Linked DNA regions of Mus musculus: region 1 is linked to region 2. Evidence: chromatin loops called from intact Hi-C (ENCODE). Cell type or tissue: left cerebral cortex. All regions are shown on one strand. Links, peaks and the distances in the headings refer to the core of each region. The heading gives the core; the rest is flanking DNA.

Region 1 (5,382 bases), core at 268-5,267, 330 kb after region 2:
GGCCGATTGAGACCCTCTGCACGAGGTGGGACTCGAACCCACGATCCCGTGACCAGACGCGAGGTGGGACTCGAACCCACGGTCTCGCAACAAGGCGCGAGGTGGGACTCGAACCCACGATCTCGCAACAAAACGCGAGGTGGGACTCGAACCCACGATCTCGCAACTGGGCACGAGGTGGGACTCGAACCCACGATCTCGCAACACCAAATGGTCTCTTGGCCTTCAAAGGGGTCCACCAGGCGTCCCTGATCCTCCCCTGTTCCTCCTGGGACGTCTCCCAGGGTGAACGGACGGTGGACACCTGGACACGTCTATCCTTATCCACCCCGCACTCCCTCTCGGAGCGCGGTCTCACTGAGCGTCCGCAAAACTGAAACTGCGATCGCACCAAACTTAGAAACAGAACACAGACATCAGAACACAGACATCAGACCAAAACAGAACAAAGAATCTTACCTCTAAGTGGGTCTAGGACCTCTGGGTGGTCGCGCTGATTCCCGGCCAATGCACCAAATGAAAGACCCCCGAAGGGAGACCCTTACTCAGACACTCAAGTCCCGGGACAGCCGCGTACCCAAGAAGACACTGAGACCATACATAAAATGTAGAAGGCAAGATTTAATAAAGTAGCAACATGAAAGCACACAGACCAGAGCTCTGGGGTCGAAATAAAGCAGCAACATGAAAGCACACAGAGCTCTGGGGTCGAAACTCATACACCTTTGCACAGGGTAGAGGAGTCTCGACGACCAGCCAAAATTTTTCACAGGCTTATATAGTAAAACTCAAAGGGGGAGAACTGGGCAGGGAAAGTACAAGTTTACATCACTAGGGAGTTCTGCCAAAGGAATCTACGTAACTAAGGAGTCATGTCCTATCATTTGGCAATGTACCTGGTTCATTTTGAGGTTGTTCTAGGAGGCCTTTATCTCAAAAATGTTTTTCAGATGGGAGGGGGTGGGCTCCGAGGTAAAAAGTTCATGTTCTCACAAGAGGCCAGTAATTTTTTATTCTTCACTTCTACTTGAAGACCAGCTATCTCACTTCTGGGCATATACCCAGAACATGCTCCAACATATAACAAGGACACATGCTCCACCATGTTTTTAGCAAACTTGTATATAATGACCAGAAGCTGCAAAGAACCCAAATGTCCCTCAAAAGGGGAGTGACTACAGAAAATGTGGTACATTTACACAATGGAGTACTACTCAACTATTAAAAACAATGACTTCATGATATTCACAGGCAAATGGATAGAAATAGTATCATAAGTGAGGTAACACAGACACAAAAGAACACACACTGTATACACTCTCTAATAAGTGATATTACCCCAAAAGCTCAGAATATTCTATTAATTTTCCACACATAAAGCCATAGAAACATTGGTTAAGTTCACATCTTTCCTTGCAGAGGTTCCTTAAGTTTTTGGTGAAAGCTTTTCTTTTTTTTTTTTTTTTCATTTTCTTTTTTTCACGAGACAGGGGTTTTCTGTACAGCCCTGGCTGTCCTTGAACTCACTTAGTAGACCAGGCTGGCCTTGAACTCAGAAATCTGCCTGCCTCTGCCTCCCCAATGCTGGGATTAAAGGCGTGCACCACCATGCCTGGCTGGTGAAAGCTTTTCTAAAGTTAGGTTTTTGTTTTTGTTTTTGTTTTTGTTTGTTTGTGCTTTGTTTTTGGTTTTGGTTTTGGTTTGGTTTGGTCCTTTTTGTTTTGTTTTGTTTTTCATTTTATTTTTTATTTTTGGATTTTTTTTTTTTTCATTTCAAAGGCTGTCCCTTCTGCTGGTTCCTCCCTAGCCTCTTCCTGCCTTAGAGACCTTTCCCATTGCTTCTCTGGCCCTAGGTATCAAGTCTTCCCCAGATTAGGTGCATCACATATCACATTAAGGCCACAGGTTTAGGGACAGCATCTTCTGCTGGGGGCATAACTGGCCTTTGAGGGGTTACAGCTCAGGCGGATGGATCACAGGGTTGGACGAGGCCCAAAAGCCTGATGATCACTGGCCTTGCAACTTTCTCCAATTGTACTGGATGCTCTCAGCTCATGGCTTCTAGAAACCTAACACTCTCTTGGCTTGATTCTTTTCTCCTTATCTTGCTGTGTGTTATTGTTATTTTATAAAACTCTGGTCTTTATTCTATGCTGTATCTTTATTTTATAACTCTCTCTTCTATGCTGTATTAAGCCCTGACAACTTAACTCCTTATTAACTCCTTATTACTGTTCTGTGTGAAAACCTAAATTCTTTCTTACTGTTCTGTGGTTCATAAAGTACTGGAGAAAAAACTCTTACTGTTCTGTGCTAAAAACTTAACTCTTGGGCTGGAGAGATGGCTCAGCGGTTAAGAGCACTGACTGCTCTTCCAAAGGTCCTGAGTTCATATCCCAGCAACCACATGGTGGCTCACAGCCATCTGTAATGAGATCTGGTGCCCTCTTCTGGGGTGTCTGAAGACAGCTACAGCTATATATAATAAATGAATAAATCTTCAACAACAACAACAAAAAATTAACTCTTTATTACTTGTGCATAAATAAGTGCTCATATCTGGGGATTAAAACATGCTGTTTCTCGTAAGGTTATTGAGTAAAAGAATTTATTGCTAGAAGGTTCTTGCTGGCCTGGGAGCTTGTTAACACTTTTAAACAGAGAGATAGGAAAAGAGTCACTCCCAGGCACAAATACACTAGGTGAAGTAGAAAATGGCGGTATTCATACATTTTAATGAATGGATGGACGGACAGATGGGGCAGAACACCCAAGTTACCAACTTTATTACTTTTTCTCTACTTTTTATGCCTCCATAAACAAAAGTTCCTTAAAAGATTGCCTCATATATAAAATGTTACAAAAAGGAGAGTTTCAGCTGGGCATGGTGGCACACACCTTTAATCCCAGCACTTTGGTGGCAGAGGCAGACAGATTTCTGAGTTCGAGGCCAGCCTGGTCTACAGAGTGATTTCCAGGACAGCCAGGGCTCTACAGAGAAACCCTGTCTCAAAAAACCAAAAAAAAAAAAAAAAAAAAAAAAAAAAAAAAAAAAGAGGGGGGGGGAGTTTCAGAAAGCTATGCTCATTGTATTTCCTATTTGTAAGACTTTACTTAGTTTTAGTAAGAATGGACACAGTCTATAAAAAAATTCTTCCCTAGATTATTTTAATCAAATCAAGAACTCCATAAAATCATTAATTGTTCTAAAAGCATTAATTCATCAAAGTTCATGTTCATGTGGATCTGAAGGAAATTTACCCAATAAGATTTGCTGATGCCCATGAATCATTAAACTAAGTAATAGTGATAAAAACAAGTATCATCTGCCAGAAGCAATCCTGGTGTGAAGTGTCTTGGGACCTTTCTTCTAAGAGCTCACCCATCTTATGCCACTCAAATCGATGTGGGCTGCATATAGGAAGGCCTCCTGCTTGACTTAGCCTTTCCTAGATGGCCCCTGACACTCAGATCCATTTTTTGGGAAGCCTAGAGGGAGAGTATACCACACTTCTGCTACATATGTACCAGGCACCTCCTTCCAGCCCATGTGTGCACTTCTTAGTGTGCCAAAGGCGTGTGCCACCACCGCCCTGCAAGCTGGAACTTTTGAATTGACAAAAAAAGTCTTTAATCTAGGACACAGCTTCTGGTGGCAGAGTACATATATAAAGCATATGGAAGATGGTAGCTCCTTTGCTTTTTCTGCTTGCCACATTCTAGCTAGCAAGATCATTATATTTTTCTGGCATTAGAGGCTGCTTCTTTGGACTCCTGGTATATGCTGAAGACCAGCTGAGACACAAAGGCACTACTGTAGTCTTCAACTCTTCATGGGTACAAATTAATTGCTTCACTAACTGAATCACATTTTGTGAACCATTCATATATATCCCCTTTCTGCATACATAGAGAGATCCATGCTATCAGTTCTGTTTGTGTGTAAAACCTTTCAAATACAGATATGCTCACTAACCTTCCCCCTGAGGAAGACGTGCTGGCTAACAATAGTGCTCCATAGTGACTGGCATCCATCTCCTGCTTTTCTCCCAGGGTTGTCTGGAGAATCATATTGAAAGGGCAAAATAAACCCCATTTGTCTCCATTTAATTTCCATTTGAAGACAAGTCCTGATTTCAAAAAGGTGCCAGCTTCAGGAATAAACTATGAATCCCAAAAGTAAGTCATAAGACACCAGGTCTAAGAACAGACCATAAAATCCAGAAGAAGATGGTAGAACCCCCTTCCAGAGACCAGACTGGGGATAACCACAGAAATGGGGACCTATCTGAGAATGGTCCATCTGGGCTGGGCAGGCCTGTTTCATCATATGGTGAAAAGTTCATAACATAGGAATGCAGATCACTGACAACCTGTGACCCCCTAGCCCCCACCAATAAAATTTAAGATTGCCCTATCTTTCTAGAGAGTTCCATTTTTTTTCCTATAAGCAAGTGTTCATGCTTTTGTCTGGGGTTGCCATTTCAAAGAATGCTGGTTGTTTCTGCAAAACAAGTGCTTTTTTTTTCCCCCCTTACTGTCTGAATCTGGGGTCTTCAGCGATTTTTGGACCCTTACAGTATATAGCAGATGAATATTAGATGCAGTAATCCTGACATCAGTGTAAAATCACGATAAGAAATATCATATTTTGTGTCTTAAATTATCTCTTTATTTGTTAACAGGCATGGAACCATTCTGCCTATGGGTCATATAGTTTACTCTGCTCCAAGGTGAATAGTGGACTGTGCAAATTATCATCTTGAGTCTAAGAGGAAGAGGAGAGGCAGAGAGGGGGATAAGGAAAAGAGCAGGACTAGGAGGAGGAGGGGGAGTAGAAGGAAACGAAGAAGGAGATGAAGAGGAGGAGTAGAAACAGGAAGGGGAGGAGGAGGACTAAGATGATTATGAGGAGGAGGAAGATATTCGTGCTGAGTACTGCAATACAGAAAGATAAACTATGGTAGGACAGGGAAACGCCATACTGAAACAAAAGTCTTGCGGATCTGGAAAAGACCAGCTTCTGTACTTAATTCCTGGGCCAGGAAAGCATTAGGCCTGGGCCTTCAGTACTCATGTCACTCAAGATTGCCTGCCAATCAGGGCCTGCAGGAAAACCATCCAATCAGGAGAAGAGGCGGGTTATTGTGGAGTAGCCTTGAATGGTTGGTGTGACTTGCTTTGACCTTTGCTGCTGGGTGCCTTGGCGGAGTGCTGGCGAGCTATTGAGTCTCATCATGGTGAGCATGGGAACACTGCCCCTAAAGGGAAGGAGCAGTGGTCTGAGAAGCAGGAGTCTTGGTAGTGGGTCCTCCCCTGGGTTAGGTGGAAAGTAGCAGCCACCTGTGAGGTCCATAAGATCTTAGCCACTAGATGTACTGA
Region 2 (5,382 bases), core at 321-5,320:
ATTCATATCCTTCCTTTTGGCTAATGTCAAGTGAAACAGTGCATCCCATTCAATTAGAATTTCCCTCCGATCACAGCTGGAAAAAGTCTGATTCCTCAAGAAGAGAACTTATCTGCTGAATAAACGTTTAGTCATCGTCTGTATACTTTACAGGAGAGAATTGAGCTAAAAATCAGGAACACATCTACAGATGGGAAAATAGTTGTTATATCGATTGGTTATAGTACTCAGTTGTGCATATAAAAACATGTTAGGTCCCCAAGGATGGATTAGTTACCTTATGTCTTTATCAGCATTCCAAATTAGGCACACTAAATAAATATGTTAACATATTTTCAATTTTCATTAATATTTTCTTGTGTTCTTTCAGTTATTTTTGTTTTATTTTAAAGAATTGTCTGACTGTTAATTTCAGGCTCACCTGGAATCTAGTATGTGGAATAGGTTGTGTGAAGACATCAGAGATCAGGCAGTGGTCCTAACTCAAGTAACAGAAGAAGGCTCCTATCAAACACAGCCCTCCTGCCTCACTGTCTTCCAAACACAAGCAATATTGTTTTTGCTTTTTCACAGCATCTGTTAACACTCACCAAAGAACTAGGGCAGAGTTCATTCCTTTTTCTATAGATGGTGAAAACCAGGCTCACAGAGCTAAGTCGTGTCTGATTATACTTCAGTGTAACTGTTCATCTTATTCATCCTGTAACTCTAATGACCAGCTCTGTGAAGTGGAAGCCAACTAAACCAGGCATGGTGATACAGGCCTGTATACATGGTGCTTAGATAGCACTGTTAAAATTTCAAGATGACAGTGGTTAGCGTGGTATGGTGGGAGACCCAGAGAGCCAAGAGCGCCTGTGAGTGATTGGCTCAGGCCAATATGGATAGTTTTCCCTGCAGCTGCAGAACTTCAGGACCATGACACCTGTAACTTTTAGCACACATATTCACCATGCCAAGTGCTCTATTGTTGATAATGTTTCCTGTCCTAGATAGCCTAGGTTACTTCAGGGTCAGAATGTACTGTGAGTGGGAAGGTCATCCTCAGGCAGTGATGAGCTCCCTACTGTCATTTTCAATGGGAAATGTTCATCCCTGAAATATACACACAAGCAACAGAAATGGATACTGCCAGAGCCCAGCATGGCCTTGGTAGGGACAGCAAGACAGGGTTCCTGTTCCTAGGACAGGACCAGAAGGCATGGGCCATTTGGAGTCAATGAATGCTGGGGGTGGGAAGGCTTGTTTGTATTATAATGTACATGTTCTCACATTCCACCTTGAGGAGTCTCCTCCCTGTTAATGTTAATGACTCCAAGATAACCAGAGACAGAATTAGTCTGGGAAGAAAAGGTGTGGCTAACATCCCATCAAAACGGTAAATCCTAGGACCTTCAAGAAAGACCTAAGGCTGTGGAAAAGAACTTTAAAATCATGAGTTTGAAACTATATCATTTCTGAACTACACAAAAATATAAGGGTGCAATATAAATTGTATAAGGATCTTCACAGATCTTAAGAAAAACAGGCAGTTATATTTAAAGACAAGCAAATGCAAATGCAGGCAGATTCCTGAGTTTAAAGTCAGCCTGCAACAGAGAGAATTTAGGTCCTGGTGTGGTCAGAATGGAAATCTCAGGACAAGGTCTCACCCAGCTAAATTTATGCTGGCAGACAGACCTCTGAATTCTTTTGCAGTGCTTAAAAAAAATGCTTGTTGTCAAGGTTCTGGTGACACTGGATGCTGACTCATAGGATAATCAAAGCGACCCTACAATAAAGAATTAAACTGATGTGTAAATTAAAACCTTGGCTTTTGGTCTGCATTAGATCAACTAGCAAAAAGCTGCAGCACTTCCTGTTTAAATTTTTTTTTTTTCCTTTAGCTAGACCTGAGCAGTCTGCAGTCTGGACATATCTCGAAAACCTAAACAGTTCTTGAAAAAAAAATTTTCAGTGGGAATTTCTGATATTGTTTGGAAAATCTATGGAGAGAAAACACAACTCGTTTTAGAAATTTTCTAGCTCTTTTAGAATTCTTTCAAAAGCAGATATCTAAAGAACATTTCACATTAAGACAAAAGAATATGCCTGCTTCTAAGCACCTCACAGAAAATTCTCCAAAATTAACCATATAATTGGAGACAAAATTCTCAACAGAAGAATCTAGAATGTCTAGAAACACTTAAAGAAATGTTGAGGGGCTGGTGAGATGGCTCAGTGGGTAAGAGCACCCGACTGCTCTTCCATAGGTCCGGAGTTCAAATCCCAGCAACCACATGGTGGCTCACAACCATCTGTAACAAGATCTGACTCCCTCTCCTGGAGTGTCTGAAGACAACTACAGTGTACTTACATATAATAAATAAATAAATAAATCTTTAAAAAAAAAAAAAAAGAAATGTTGAAACTCCTTACTCATTAGGAAAATGCAAATCAAAACAATCCTGAGATTCCTCCTAAACAATCAAAGTGGCTAAGGTCAAAAACTCAAGTAAGAGCACCTGCTCCCAAGGGTGTGGAGAAAGGGACCCCTCCACCCCTGGTGGGATTGTAAAACTGTATAACCACTCTGAAAGTCAATCTGGCCATCCTCAGAAAATTGGAAGTAGTTGTACACACAAGGTACTCTGTCCCTTGATTGAATAAGAAAATGTGCTTTGGGAGACTGCAAGAATTTCTTGATAACTACAAATTTCCCACACTCAGGCCCTGTGTGCCCCTATTGTGGAAGCAGAGAGCTGGGCAGGCCTGTGCTGTCTGAGTCATTTGATCTCCTCTGGTCCAGTAGGAGTGCGGCCACAGTTTTGAGGCCCAGCAGGATGACACTAGATTGTGATGAACTCTGGGTAGACGTAGTCACTAGAAGCAACAGTAGGAAGTACCTTGTGTCTTCCTTCTGGGATTCAACTCTGATGTAGCACTAGGGAGCTGTGAGGTAGACCATAAGCTGAGTGTCACAGCTCCTGTCCAGGAAGGTCACTTTCAGGACTAGGAAGAGTAGGTTGGCTAAACTATCAGAATCTGATCTGTTGGGACTGGGATGGATTGTGAGCAGTCTATGGTTCTGTTCATACATGTATGTGGTGACCTGGACAGAGGCCCTTGGCCTGTGAGCCTTCCTGAGTTTTAATTTCCTGCGGGGAGGGGGGTGGTGGAGAAAGGTTCTGTAGTCCTGGCAGTGGAAAGCTGTGGTTCTTACAAAATGACTATCCAGTGCACACACCAAGACACTGCTTTGTAGATGTAGGGGAAAGACAATTTTAGAAAAGGAATTTCTGGTTCTGAACATTGCATTCCAAAGATAGTTTTGTGTAACAAATTTTACAAATACTTTAGAAATTGATTCACAGGATGAGATGGGGTCTACTTGAAAGAAAGATGAGTACTTGCTGGACAGTAAGAAATCTGCCAAACTAGGGTCTATTTTGAGTTATTATTGTGGGTGTTGAGAATTCTTTGTATTTTAATAACTATTTTAAATTGATCATCTCAAATGATATCACCCTTCCTGGTTCCCCCTCCACCACCATCACATTGCAAATCCTTCTCCCCCCTCACTTTGCCTCTATGAAGGTGCTCTCCCACCAATACACCCATTCCTGCCATACCACACCATCAGCCCCCTATGCTGGAGCATCAAACCTCCACAGGACCAAGTCCCTCCCCTCCCATTGATGGCAGACAAGGCCATCTTCTGCTACATATGTATCTGGAGCCATGGTACACTCCTGGGCTGGTGGTCAAGTCCATGGGAGCCCTGAGTGGTCATCTCAGCCTACATTGTTCTTCCTATGGGGTTGCAATCCCACTCTGCTCTTCCAGTCCTTCCCCTGAGCTACCCAACCAGGGTCCAGAGCTCAGTGTGATGTTTTGCTGGGCGCATCCACATGTGCTCTCATCAGGTACTAGCAGAACCTCCCAGGAAGAGCCATACCAGGTTTCTGTCTGCAAGATCCTCTTGGCTACAGCAACAATGTCCAGAGTCAGAATTTGGTGTCTGCAGAGGGAATGGATGCCTAGTTGGAGTGGTCCCAGGATGGCCCTGCTTCAGTCTCTACTCCAATATTTGTCCCTGTCTTTCCTTTGGACAGAGACATTTCTGGGTTAAAAACTTTGAAATAGGTGGGTGGCTCCATTCTTAGACTGGAGGCCATGCCAATCTACTGGAGGTGGTCTCTACAGGTTCTATCCCTCCTTTGCTTCTCATTTCAGCTAACATCATCCCTGTTGGATCTAAATTTGCCCCCATTGTGTCCTGGGAGCCTCTTGCTTCCCTGGCTTCTGGGACTCTCCAGTGGCTACCCCCAGTTCCTCATCCCCCACTGGTATATAATATTATTCAATTTCCTGATCCTCTGTAATTCTCTCCTGTCCCCTCCAATTCCTCACACTGCCCTCTCCCCTTTTCTTCCCTGTCATCTCTACCTCCCAGGTTCCTATTCCTTCTACCGATTTGAACCATCTTGTTCCCTTTTCTATGCAGGACTGAAGCATCCACACCCTTGTTTTCCATTCCCCTGAGTACCATATGGTCTGTGTGTAAAAAATGGGTTACAGAGCTAAACAAAGAATTCTCAACTGTGTAATCTAGAATGGCCAAGAAGCACCTAAAGAAGTGTTCAAATTCTTTGGTCATCAGGGAAATGCAAAGCAAAACAACTCTGAGATTCCACCTTACAACAATCACAATGGGTAAGTTCAAAAACTCAGGCAACAGTAGATGCTGGCAAGCATGTGGAGAAAGAGGAATATTTCTCCATTTCTGGTGGGACTGCAAGCTGGTACAACCACTTTGGGAATCAATGTGTCAATTCCTGAGAAAATTAGATATACTTCCACTTGAAGACCAGCTATCTCACTTCTGGTCATATACCCAGAACATGCTCCAACATATAACAAGGACACATGCTCCACCATGTTTTTAGCAAACTTGTATATAATGACCAGAAGCTGCAAAGAACCCAGATGTCCCTCAAAAGGGGAGTGACTACAGAAAATGTGGTACATTTACAATATGGAGTACTACTCAACTATTAAAAACAATGACTTCATGATATTCACAGGCAAATGCATAGAAATAGTATCATAAGTGAGGTAACACAGACACAAAAGAACACACACTGTATACACTCTCTGATAAGTGGATATTACCCCAACAGCTCAGAATATTCTATTAATTTTCCACACATAAAGCCATAGAAACATTGGTTAAGTTCACATCTTTCATTGCAGAGGTTCCTTAAATTTTTGGTGAAAGCTTTTCTTTTTTTTTTTTTTTTTTCATTTTCTTTTTTTCCTGAGACGGTTTTTCTGTACAACCCTGGCTGTCCTTGAACTCACTTAGTAGACCAGGCTGGCCTTGAACTCAGAAATCTGCCT

What was found. Peaks named below come from ENCODE experiments on the same cell type or tissue, not always from the same donor. Only the 100,000 strongest peaks of a DNase experiment are listed, where the experiment ranks them.
Region 1: a loop joins it to region 2, with 10 times the contacts of the local background. A loop is called at or near these places in 8 of 42 quality-filtered maps.

Annotation. Positions count from the first base shown.
Region 1 is chr13:62,092,599-62,097,980 of GRCm38, forward strand. No RefSeq gene overlaps it. Among named protein-coding and RNA genes, the nearest start is that of Zfp808, 35 kb to the right of the region's middle. In left cerebral cortex, for the core only: no CTCF peak of the experiment used is centred there; no DNase peak of the experiment used is centred there.
Region 2 is chr13:61,762,430-61,767,811 of GRCm38, forward strand. No RefSeq gene overlaps it. Among named protein-coding and RNA genes, the nearest start is that of Gm9595, 52 kb to the left of the region's middle. In left cerebral cortex, for the core only: no CTCF peak of the experiment used is centred there; no DNase peak of the experiment used is centred there.